3 separate regions of the Homo sapiens genome follow, and regions 1 and 2 are each linked to region 3. The links are chromatin contacts, found by Hi-C in ENCODE. All regions are on one chromosome and are shown on one strand. The core of a region is the stretch at or near the end of the contact, and the rest is flanking DNA. Distances in the headings are between cores, read along the strand shown. Region 1 holds the start of XRN1 (5'-3' exoribonuclease 1). Region 2 holds the start of GMPS (guanine monophosphate synthase). Region 3 holds the start of SERP1 (stress associated endoplasmic reticulum protein 1).

Evidence for each region. Hi-C counts contacts between places; a loop is a spot of excess contacts on that map. Pooled maps may share reads with other maps.
Region 1: a map of CD8-positive, alpha-beta T cell shows a loop between it and region 3 (15-fold over the local background). The contact joins the promoter of XRN1 here to the promoter of SERP1 in region 3. A Hi-C loop is called at or near these places in 2 of 168 maps with a recorded cell type or tissue (CD8-positive, alpha-beta T cell and naive thymus-derived CD4-positive, alpha-beta T cell) and 5 of 50 pooled maps.
Region 2: a map of CD4-positive, alpha-beta memory T cell shows a loop between it and region 3 (10-fold over the local background). The contact joins the promoter of GMPS here to the promoter of SERP1 in region 3. A Hi-C loop is called at or near these places in 2 of 168 maps with a recorded cell type or tissue (CD4-positive, alpha-beta memory T cell and naive thymus-derived CD4-positive, alpha-beta T cell) and 10 of 50 pooled maps.

What each region holds. Positions count from the first base shown.
Region 1 is chr3:142,446,769-142,450,085 of GRCh38, forward strand. It overlaps XRN1 (5'-3' exoribonuclease 1), which reads right to left and starts at 1,269. Exons shown (of 41, transcript NM_001282857.2): 1 at 1,102-1,269. The coding sequence starts at 1,176. It overlaps ATR (ATR checkpoint kinase), which reads right to left. Exons shown (of 47, transcript NM_001184.4): 47 at 2,467-2,834. The coding sequence ends at 2,661. It also overlaps the pseudogene EIF2AK1P1. RefSeq lists an enhancer at 987-1,266.
Region 2 is chr3:155,868,983-155,872,432 of GRCh38, forward strand. It overlaps GMPS (guanine monophosphate synthase), which reads left to right and starts at 1,668. Exons shown (of 16, transcript NM_003875.3): 1 at 1,668-1,915. The coding sequence starts at 1,889. RefSeq lists enhancers at 1,113-1,162, 1,702-2,461 and a silencer at 1,303-2,522.
Region 3 is chr3:150,544,150-150,547,796 of GRCh38, forward strand. It overlaps SERP1 (stress associated endoplasmic reticulum protein 1), which reads right to left and starts at 2,347. Exons shown (of 3, transcript NM_014445.4): 1 at 1,903-2,347; 2 at 1,554-1,629; 3 at 1-349. The coding sequence starts at 1,986. The coding sequence ends at 309. It overlaps EIF2A (eukaryotic translation initiation factor 2A), which reads left to right and starts at 2,638. Exons shown (of 14, transcript NM_032025.5): 1 at 2,638-2,681. The coding sequence starts at 2,654. RefSeq lists enhancers at 1,858-2,488, 1,934-3,133, 2,406-2,945.

The DNA.
Region 1 (3,317 bases), core at 19-2,518, 8.1 Mb before region 3:
TATGTTTCAAATAAATTCAAGATAAGCTAACCTTGGAAACTTTTTGTAGTCTATTTCTCATCTACCAAATCTGATTGGAATCCAGCAACAAAAACTCCTTTCCAGAAGTAAACTACCTTCATGTTCGTAAATGCCGATTAAACCATAATTTAATAGGCTATTTACAATACTACCCATCACAACTGATTCAATCAGCTACACAAATTTCAAGCTTTTTTTCTGTAAAGCATCAGAAAAGAGATCAAATTCATTAAATGTGACAAACACCAAAGTATCACCCAAAGTCTAGTTTACCTAATAGACGACTGCTTTCTCCTCTCTTTCCACAGTTCCAATATATAAACTACGTTTTCGGAATCTACACATTAACGTTGTCCTGGGGTCAGTACATGCCAAATATTATTAGTAGTATTAATGTTCTATCAATTCGTTTCCCAACCCCCTCTGTCACACAGTGAGGCCTCCAAATAAAAGGTCCTACGCCCCACTCCCCAGCTGGCCCAAGAGTTTTTTGTTTTGGCAACAGGGGATTGGTGCTGCTTTTGAAATAACAGAAAGTAACAAAAGGCATCACCAATATGACCATCAGCCACGTCGGAAAGTCTAGGCTCCGGGGGCCGGGTGGGCCGCGCTCTAGATCAGGGAAAGTAAACAAGGTGACTGCGTGCGGAAGCGGCTGTTATCGTCTGTAAGTGGGTCTGCCGCTCTGGGTGGGATGGGGGAACCTACGAGGACACCCACTCCAGCTTCGCAGCCTCTGTAAGGAAAAAGGCAACTTGCAGCTCCCCGGGAGGAAACCGGAGAACAGTAAAAGCGTTCTTTCCCAGGACTTCATTTCGGAGTCGCGGAAGGACCAGCAGAAGCAAGAGCTGTCAGAGAAGCCGTGAACCCAGCGGCTCTGTCCACACACAGGCAACCTGCGTCCTTAGCCCCTTTCGGCTCATCCGGGCGTCCTCAAACCTTCCGTCCCCCTCCCTAATGCCACTAATCGTCCAGACGACGAGGGGAAAGAGGTGGCTCGAAAGCCCCAGCTCTAAGGTGGAGAGGGCCGCGGAGCCCCGGGTCCTCGGCTTTCTGAGCCGTTGCCCCTCGCTCACCCACCTGATGCTCTTTCACCACTTCGCTGAGACAGGGATACCGCTCTGAGATCCATCTGTAAAACTTGGGGACTCCCATTTCGATCGTCAACACTAATCCCAGTCAGGGCCAAACCGAAACCAAACGCCCCGCCGGGGCTCCGCCGCAGCCTCCGGTCGTCGCTCCGCGGATGACAACACACCGCCCGGCCGACCATAGAGAGCGCCCGGCGGGCCTAGAGCGGCAGGATCCGAGGCCGTCCGAGGGGCGGGGCTTAGCCCTCCGGGCCTCGCGCGGCCGGGGCCGCGGTACTGTCCAGTGGCGGTCAGGGAATCTGCGGAGGTTTGCTGGTGTGTTGCAACTTAGGGGCGAAAATGCCCCATGATAGAGTTGTGCTTTCTAAGTGGATTTGGAAGTGGCATGAAAACCGTACGAAGGTGTGGGAAGGGTATCGAACACTGATTTTTGTTCCGCTTGTCTCCTAGGGTTGCTAATCTCAGTATTTTTCATTCAGATTTCGAAAGATCTGGTGATTTACTTGGCTTAGTTTGTTGTTTTGTCAATAATTTTTTTTCTCTGAGGAATTTAAACTTACGTTTCTTAATACATACGTTTAAAAACGTTCTTTTCCAAATTGTTCAAAAAAATTTCCCATGTACCCGCCCCCCGCAACTGTTAACATAAGACCTTGGATACGAAATCATTTAATGTTTAGTTTTGACATTCTTGCATCCGGGTTTATCATATTTTTCCCCATCACACTTTCAACCGCACAGCAAAGGAGAGTTCTATCAACTTAAGTGAAATTATCAGTTTTAAATGTAAGAGTTTTCCACTTATTTGAATGTATTAACCCGTTACTTTGTATTTAAGTCTTCTGGATGAAAACTTACAGAAAAACCTTAAACATTTAATACTTTTTGGATTTTAAGATCTCAGGAAATGTTAAGTATCGCTGTCTTTCATGACCACTGGATTCTGCATTCTGGGACTGCAGTATGGCAGCATCACACAAATTACAGAATGTTTATTTCGTTTTCACATTCACGCTTCTTGGCTTATATTTTTTCCCTATCACACTTTAAAACAAAGTTTTATTAAGTGAACTTAATGATATGCTATTTATATTTATATATCTCTCTTACTAGACTGTCACTTCCTGGAGGGCAGGAGAGGGTAGCTCTATGCACAAGTCTGGCACAACGCCTTGCCCACAGTATTTATTCCATATAATTTTGTTCTTCAAGTGAATCCTTACAATAGCTAGGACTTTTAAAAGGAAATCAATAGAAGTTGTAAAATGAAATTAGACTTGCTTGTTTCTTGCAAATATAGTTTTTGACCATAAGAACACATGATATTCTATTTCTCCAATTATAATGCACAGTATGTATTAAGAAAGCAGTTTATTTCTTAATAACTGAATGTATATTATTTTACATATAATTAATGATCAGAGAGAAATAACAGTTGCTGAGAACGTAAATTTATGTTGTACTTTAGAATTGAACAGATACAACCACAGATTCATACCAAATGCATTACTTTTAGATTATTAACATATTCTTTTACATAATTTCATTTCACATATATGGAGTCCAACCAAGATACATCTGGCATAGTAAGTTTTCATCAGTAGCTTCCTGTATAAGGTAATGCACATGTCCTTCAATAGATAACGGCAGTCCTGTCACTCTATTTCGAGTCTTGATTACACCTTGTAGTCGCTGCTCAATGTCAAGAACATGGGTCTTGGCCTAAAAAGAAGAAACATAAAACCAAAAACAGATGTTAATAATTTGGAATTACTACCTTTCTTTATATTTTGACATTTAATAAATGTTAATACCATTTTACTGACCAATACCCCTTTTGTAAGAGCAAATACAGGAAAAGAAGAAATTAAACAAATACAGTTAGCTTGTGATACTGATTTGGAGGCTCGCAAGATTGATTCAACATCAACTGCTTGGACATGTTTCTGGACTACGTGAAATACCAGGGAATTATTTACACATTACAATTCTAGAAAAATAATTTTTTAAATCTGCTTTGGAAGTGTTTAGGACTTAAACATTTCAATGAATATTCAAATAACAATGCTGTACTGCCTAATATTTACATTATGTTAGTACATGCAAATGGGTGTTCTAAGTGAGCTACTTGGAACTGTACAATTTCTTAAGCATATCTGAATGCAAAAGGAAGAATAACGTTATTAGAAGAATAATTCTCAGAGG
Region 2 (3,450 bases), core at 418-2,917, 5.3 Mb after region 3:
ATGGAGTTTCGCTGTTGTCACCCAGGCTGGTGTGCAATGGCATGATCTTGGCTCCCTGCAACCTCCACCTCCCGGGTTCAAGCGATTCTCCTGCCTCAGCCTCCCGAGTAGCTGGGATTATAGGCGCATGCCACCACGCCTGGCTAATTTTTGTATTTTTAGTAGAGACAGGTTTCATGATGTTGGCCAGCCTGTTCTGGAACTCTGACCTCAGGTAATCCACCCGCCTAGGCCTCCCAAAGTGCTGGGATTACAGGTGTGAGCCACCACGCCCAGCCTAGAATATATTTAAACTAAGCATTGTTTAAGATAGATGGGACTTAGCCAATCCTTAATGCCAGTATATCACATCACATTCCACTCCATTAGGGGTGGATGTTTATGTAAGTTGAGGTTCTCCTATTGGTTACTGCACTCTTCTTTAGATTGTGCATACAGACCTACCCAGAGAAGCCAGTATCCATGGCTTTGGAGAGTTCAAATATTCAATTTTCCGTTCAAAAAAAGGTAAGCGAAATACTTAAGTCTCAGGCCCACTAGGACCTTAAGCCTTTCGTTTTTGTAAATATTTCACTAATAAACTGTCTACACTTTCCCAGATTGGGCAGGCCTTACATTCTATATATACTGAGAGGCACATTATCTCACTAAGCCTCAATTTCCTCATTTGTAAAAAGGATAAGAACATCAATCCTACCTTACTACTTTCACGGGATTGGTTAAAGTTAGCTTTTAAAGTATTTTCTCACTCTGGCTCCTTAATACCCTAGCTACAGTCTGACACAAGAATGACTGCAGCAAAATGTTGGCTGTATTATAATAAAAATATTTGTGGAAAGGCTTTGTTAGCTGGAAGCCATCTCAAGTATTATTCTTTATACCCCAATCTCGATTTAGGCCTCTAGGTAACCAAATTCAAAGTAACACCTCATCATCATGATGGTTGCCAAGGGGTAGGTGGAGGGACTGCAGCCCCTTCCCCACAAACAATTCCAATAAAAACACTGTTGTGCAAACAGAGCTTCACGACCAGTTCCCTGGGCCAGCTGCTCACCAGATTACCACTCCCAAACTCCCTTTTCTTTGGAAATACTGCACCTGCTGTATTTGTGGGGAGCTGTATAACTTTTGAAGTATCTAAGTGATCAGTTCCTACAATGACATCCTTGAGATATGGCCACGGAACTTTCCAAAGCAGCCTTGGCCTCCTTCATGTCCAGCAACCTGAGATAAGGCCACGCCACCGGCTAAGAGTTCCGCCAGGGGCCCAGCTCTCAGGAGGCCTCTTCGGTGCCGCCAGCCTCCCGAAGTCATCCAAGGTAGCAGGCAAATCCGGCAGCAGCAAACTAGCTCGGATTCGGCTTCGGTTTTTCTCCTGGCCGGCGCCACAGGCCCCTCCTCCGGGGCGGGCTCCTCGGTGCGAGGGCAGGAGGGGCGGAGCCGGTGGATGCCGCGGGCTCCTCCTCCCAAGGGCGGGCCGCGGGAGACCCGGCCGGCTTTGCCGGCGGGGACCGGGCTGGGGGCGGGGCCGGGCGCCGCGAGCCCCTCCTCTCGAGGGCCGGCCGGTTTGGCGGCGGCTGCGGAGGGTATCTGAGGCTCGGCTGCCAAGCCGAACGGGCTCTGGCTCCTCCCAGTGGCCGGCCGGGGCGGAAGCAGGAGGCGGGGGCAGCGTGCGCGCTGCTGGTCTTCTCTCCCGCGGCGCTGGGGCCCGCGCTCCGCTGCTGTTGCTCCATTCGGCGCTTTTCTGGCGGCTGGCTCCTCTCCGCTGCCGGCTGCTCCTCGACCAGGCCTCCTTCTCAACCTCAGCCCGCGGCGCCGACCCTTCCGGCACCCTCCCGCCCCGTCTCGTACTGTCGCCGTCACCGCCGCGGCTCCGGCCCTGGCCCCGATGGCTCTGTGCAACGGAGACTCCAAGGTCAGCGTGGGGGTCCCTGCAGCACCGCATCCCGGCGGAGGCGAGGCTCCCGGACCGGGGAGCCACCCCGCGAGGCCCTTCCCCACCCCCTTCCCCCAGCCCGTCCGCGCAGCCCTGCGCCCCGGGCAGCCACGCGTCGTAGAGTCCCTGGTCGGGGCCTGTGGCATGTTTTATCTCGGGAGCGGCGATGCTTTGTTGATCTTGTCTGCGTGTCGAGGTCCGGGCGTCGGGGAGGGCATCAGCTCCCCGCGGCCGCGTCGCTGGCCCCCGCCTCCCCCGCGCCGCTGTGGGGCGCAGAGCCCGCGAGCGCGGCGCGAGGGTGGGGGTAGGGCGGCGAGCGGGCTTGTGTGTCTGCGTGTCGGGGTGGGGGCTTCCTCGGCTCCCACCCCGTCCCTCTGGGAGGCTGGGGGCCCGTTGTGGCGATCCCGGGGCCCGCCGAAGGCAGGGCAGGGTCGGGGCCTCCTGTGCGGCGTTGGAGCTGGGCCGGCCTCTGGTCTTCCCGCCACCCCGTTTCCCGCCTGCCCTCGGCGAGGCCCGCTCCATTCCCCCCGCCAGCCTTGGGCTCCGCGGCGGTTAGGCCGGTTCTGGACGAACCCCTCGGAGCTGCACTGTCTTCCCCCTCCCCCAACGCCCCTGCAGGCCCGCGTGAGGGCTGGTGGCCCCAGGGTCGCGCACTCCGTTCTCCCTCCCCGCTTCCTTCTCAGAGAGGAAAGGGTGTGTGTCCAGGTCCCGCCCCCGTCCAGCTTGCTCCCTGTCGAGCTTGCTGGTTTGCGGGGTAACCCGCTTCCCCGCCTTTGGGGTCCCTCCCCGGGACGCGAGCCGTGCCAGCTCGCCCGAGGCCTGGGCAGTCCGGAGTTCCGGAGTGCTGGAAAAGTTGCCGCCTTGACGTACCCGGCGGGGAGAGCACGTTTGACCGCTGCTGCTCATCTCTCCTCCAACTCACTTTTCTTAGACCGTTCCTCTTACTTTCGTCCCGCTTTTGAATTGGGCACCTTCGCTTTCACCTCTGTATTAAAATTTTCATTGGCCTGGAGTTCTTTCTGACCTTCACTAAGTCAGTTTTGCCAGCGGGAAACCGTGCAGTTTTGAATTGCGATTTACTTCATTAAGATACACCTCCTCTGTACGCTGTTGAGGGCCTAGCTTTAGGAAAAAACTTAATTAAATTTCATTCGGGGGGTGGGATTGTATACTTCGAGGTGGATTTGGTGCTCTACGTCAGATAGTAGTGCCTTGTTCAGGCAGAATTTTAACATTCTTTTTAAAAGGTGCTGCTCAAGGGTCACATCTTAGGAGGTCCTCTTGAATGGTTGCTTAGCACCCGGTAATCATTCAAAAAGTATTTGTCGAACAATGAGTAAAAGATTATAAGGTAGCTGATTTTAACTCTTTTAAACCAAGGCACCAGTGGTGCTTAGGTCCAGGGAGCTGTTAAGACACACAAACCTTTAGTTTCTGACCTAAGGAGCAAATGTAAACCCCATTGTCCAGCTCTTTCCCGATTACTAGTCGACTTGCAAAGCATTTTTCTGCCT
Region 3 (3,647 bases), core at 1,097-3,596:
TACTGTTTTAATAACCACATAAAAAAACTTACTCTTAATTGACTGAATAAGTAGGGTCCACTACTGTATCTTAACAATCAAATTTTATTGCTTTATTCATGTGGTGTTTTTTGCAAGGCACTGTGGTATGGACTAGAAAACTTGGAATGACTCATGAAGAAACCTTGGAATGACACATGAAGCATGATAGGAAAGTCATTCTGAGGCAGGATGCTTTACTGAATTGTTTTCAACCAGGGTATCAAACATCAGGAATGAGTTCAAGTTAAAATTCACAGGAGAATGGAAACATCTTAAGGTCAGTCACTTCACATGCCCATCCTGATACTTTGAATAATCTGGAAAATTGCTGTAAAAAGAAAGAGCAAATATTAAAATAAGCTTTGAATAAAATAGGTCTGGTGTCTAACAAATATTTATTAAGGTAGCTGAAGAATCCAAAGGTACTCTTACATTTGCAAATGGTACATAACTTCAGTATAATAAGAAGTGAAGACAGGCCTGTCTGAATAAATAAAACAATGAAATATCCCTGAGTTATTTTTTTATCTTAGCTTCGCTGAACTTTATGTCTAAGTATCCAAGAGAACTTGCAGATAAGTAATCATTTTACAAAGAACTTAAAGCACCAAAGCCAACAGGTTTTTCCAGCATAGAATTATTTTGGTTTATAAGCATCCTTTTAAGGCCTGGCCTGTAACACATGCATGTTTCCTCATTCTCACAAAGCTGAAATTCAATCATCTTCAGGTTATATAAACTGCTTGGCTCTCATCCATTTATCAGGAAAGCTTCCAATTGGTAAGTGAAGAAGAAAGGCAAAGTGAAACGTTAAACAGAAATCTCAGTAATTTTAGAATGTGGAAAACAAACATCTACTTCAATATTAACAGCTTGCATATTAAAATGATAAATGAAGAGAGGAAAGACCTTTTTTTTGTAATCTATTTGCAAAGGCAAGTGTCTGTTACTCTTAGGGGACAGCAGGCTACCCCGACACTTTTTTTTTAAACCATGTATCAAACGTTTCTTTTATTAACCTAAAAACATTTGACTCACACATTAAAATGCCAATCAGGTAATTTCCTCTATAGTGAATCAATTCTTTGCACAAGCTTTATTTTATAAAATATACTCAATTTTGACATTAAGACATTAGATTCTGGTATATGTTAAATCAAGTTCTAACATCTATAGTACATATTTATAATTTTCTTTGCAAAGACTGATAATGGAGTTACAAAACATTCTAAATTCTCATTTCGTTAGGTTTTGTCCGGTCTTAACATTTATTCCAACTGGATCATTACCAAGACCTGACCTCCTTTTTGATCTCCTGTGAGTACAAATTAAGCTGGGAGAAGTTTCTGGAGCACCACCCTCTGTGCATATGTGGAACAAGTAATTTGGTTCAGACGAAACAGAATTATGTGGAGTCCTCGGCAGGTGGGTTGAGAACTACGCAGGTAGGACTCACTACTGACCGGTCACCACGTCATCCCAAATCCTTTCAACCCAAGACTCTACCTGATGGGAGCCCCCAAGCCACTTACCAGAACCACAGACAACAAAAATGAAGAGAGCCAATAACCAGGGTCCTACAGACGCCTTCTCTTCGGGGGCATTTCTCTGCAAAAGCGAAAATCCACCATTTCAGATGCAGAGAAACCACTCGGACCCCAGGCTCCCACGCCTGCACGCCGGTCGCCGGCCCCCTCACCTCACAGGTCTCCCCTTCCGTTCCCGAGCCCCCACAGTCTGGCGGTTCGCAGACTCGGGCCCCTACCCCTCCACGGCACCAGCCCACGGTCGGCCGGATCCGGGAGAAAACGCGACGCGGCCCCAGGGACCCGGACTCAGCTCCGGCTGCGGAACGCAGAGGGGCGCCCGCTCTTTCCTTACCGAGGTCTTGGCGACGTTGCCGCGCTGGGTGATGTTCTTGCTGTGCTTCTCGTTGGCCATACGGATCCTTTGCTTGGCGACCATCTTCGCGGCGCCACCACCTGCCCCGGCCACCCCTCGGACTCGCTCACTCGCCTGCCTCCTCTGGAGCCGCTGCGAGGCTCGGCTCGTGGTGCCCGCGCCGCCGGAGCGCCGAGGTTCTCAGGCCAGACGCTAGCTACGGCCGCTGGGCCTGGGCGCCGCAAGCGCGAGGTCTGAGCACAAGCCGGGCGCCGGCCGCCGACTGACTGACCGAGCGGGGCAGGTGCGCAGGAGGAAGAGAACTGGCCGCCGGGTCGTTCTCGCGCCGCCGTCGCCGCCGCTTTGGCCGCCGCCGTGAGCGCGGAGTGAAAGAGGAAGGAAACGCAACGCAACAACGGGAATGTGCAGCCCGCCGCCTCGATCTACTTTGGGTTCGGCTGCCAACGTCAGCACTAGACGGACTCCGCCCCGCGGAAGTGCGCGCCCCTCCCGCTGGAGAAGGAGGGCGAAAGCAGGCGCACCCTCCCAAGCTCTGTCAAGCGTCGCCCTAGATTTGCGCGTGCGCGTTTGGGCGCCTTTTCCGCGTCACTCCGTAACCGGAAGTGAATTGGCCCCGAGGCTGATGGCTCCGGAAACACCAATTCGCTGTCTCCACGCATGAGGAGACGTGTAGGGGCCGGGTTCGGCCCTGGTGAACTCTCACCCGAGCGGTTTCTCTTTCCGGGACAACATGGCGCCGTCCACGCCGCTCTTGACAGGTGAGTTCTGAAGAAGCGAGGGACTCTCTTTCTTCAGACTAGTTTCTTATTTTTGTCTTTGCCTTTGAGAACTACCCGAGGAGCCGGGGAGTCTGATCTGCCTTTTCTTGTGGCTTGCGGAAAGGCCAGACTGTTGGCTTTCTTGATATAGCGTGGCAATCGGAAGTGAAGTCTCCGCCTCTGGGCTTTCGTATTCCCCCTCCCTTTCACCCATCCATCATTCTTGCCTGCGGATTCATCTTCTACAGAAATAGAAGAAGGGGGAGAAAAACAATGTGCTAGTTGAATTTGTGACACATGGGTCTGCAATACTGGTGTTACACGGGCCCTTGTGAAGTCATTTAGGTCTACAATAAGAACAAAGACAAACATGAGTTAGTCCTCTAGAATGATCACGCACTTTAAATACACCTGGACTTAAGTAATTCCAGATTCTGGCCTTCCTGCCTTAATGAGGTTTGTAGGACTGAATAGGGAGAGTGGAGCTGTAATGCAGGTTTCAAATGATGAAGGTGTGGTTGGGAGAGGGTGTAGCAGTGAGCATGATAGAGATATTCTAGCAACATTTGATTTTGAAATGGTTATGAGCATATTAGAAATAGAACATTAGAGGACTCTTGAAATTTTGAAGCTAAAGACTGTAGTGTTGGAGGAGATAATAAACTTAGATTGGAAAATGCTGGGGAAGTTGCTTTACTAGGGTGTGGCTAAGAGTCTGCATATGAGTATTACGTAAGGAAAAGAGAGTCGGGAAGGAAAAGAAGGTTTTGGTTAAGTTCTGATAACTATATAGAAGGAAAAAGTCATTAAGAGAAAGGTTGTCTGCATTTAAGGAGGGAGGCTATTCCCTCCCTTCCCCCCCGCGAAAGGAACCTTAAAACATTTTTGCACTTTTTGCCAGTCTACATTTCTATTTTTACATTTTAAAATCTTTGTTATTAAGCGCCATGCCCACTGATGCTCAGT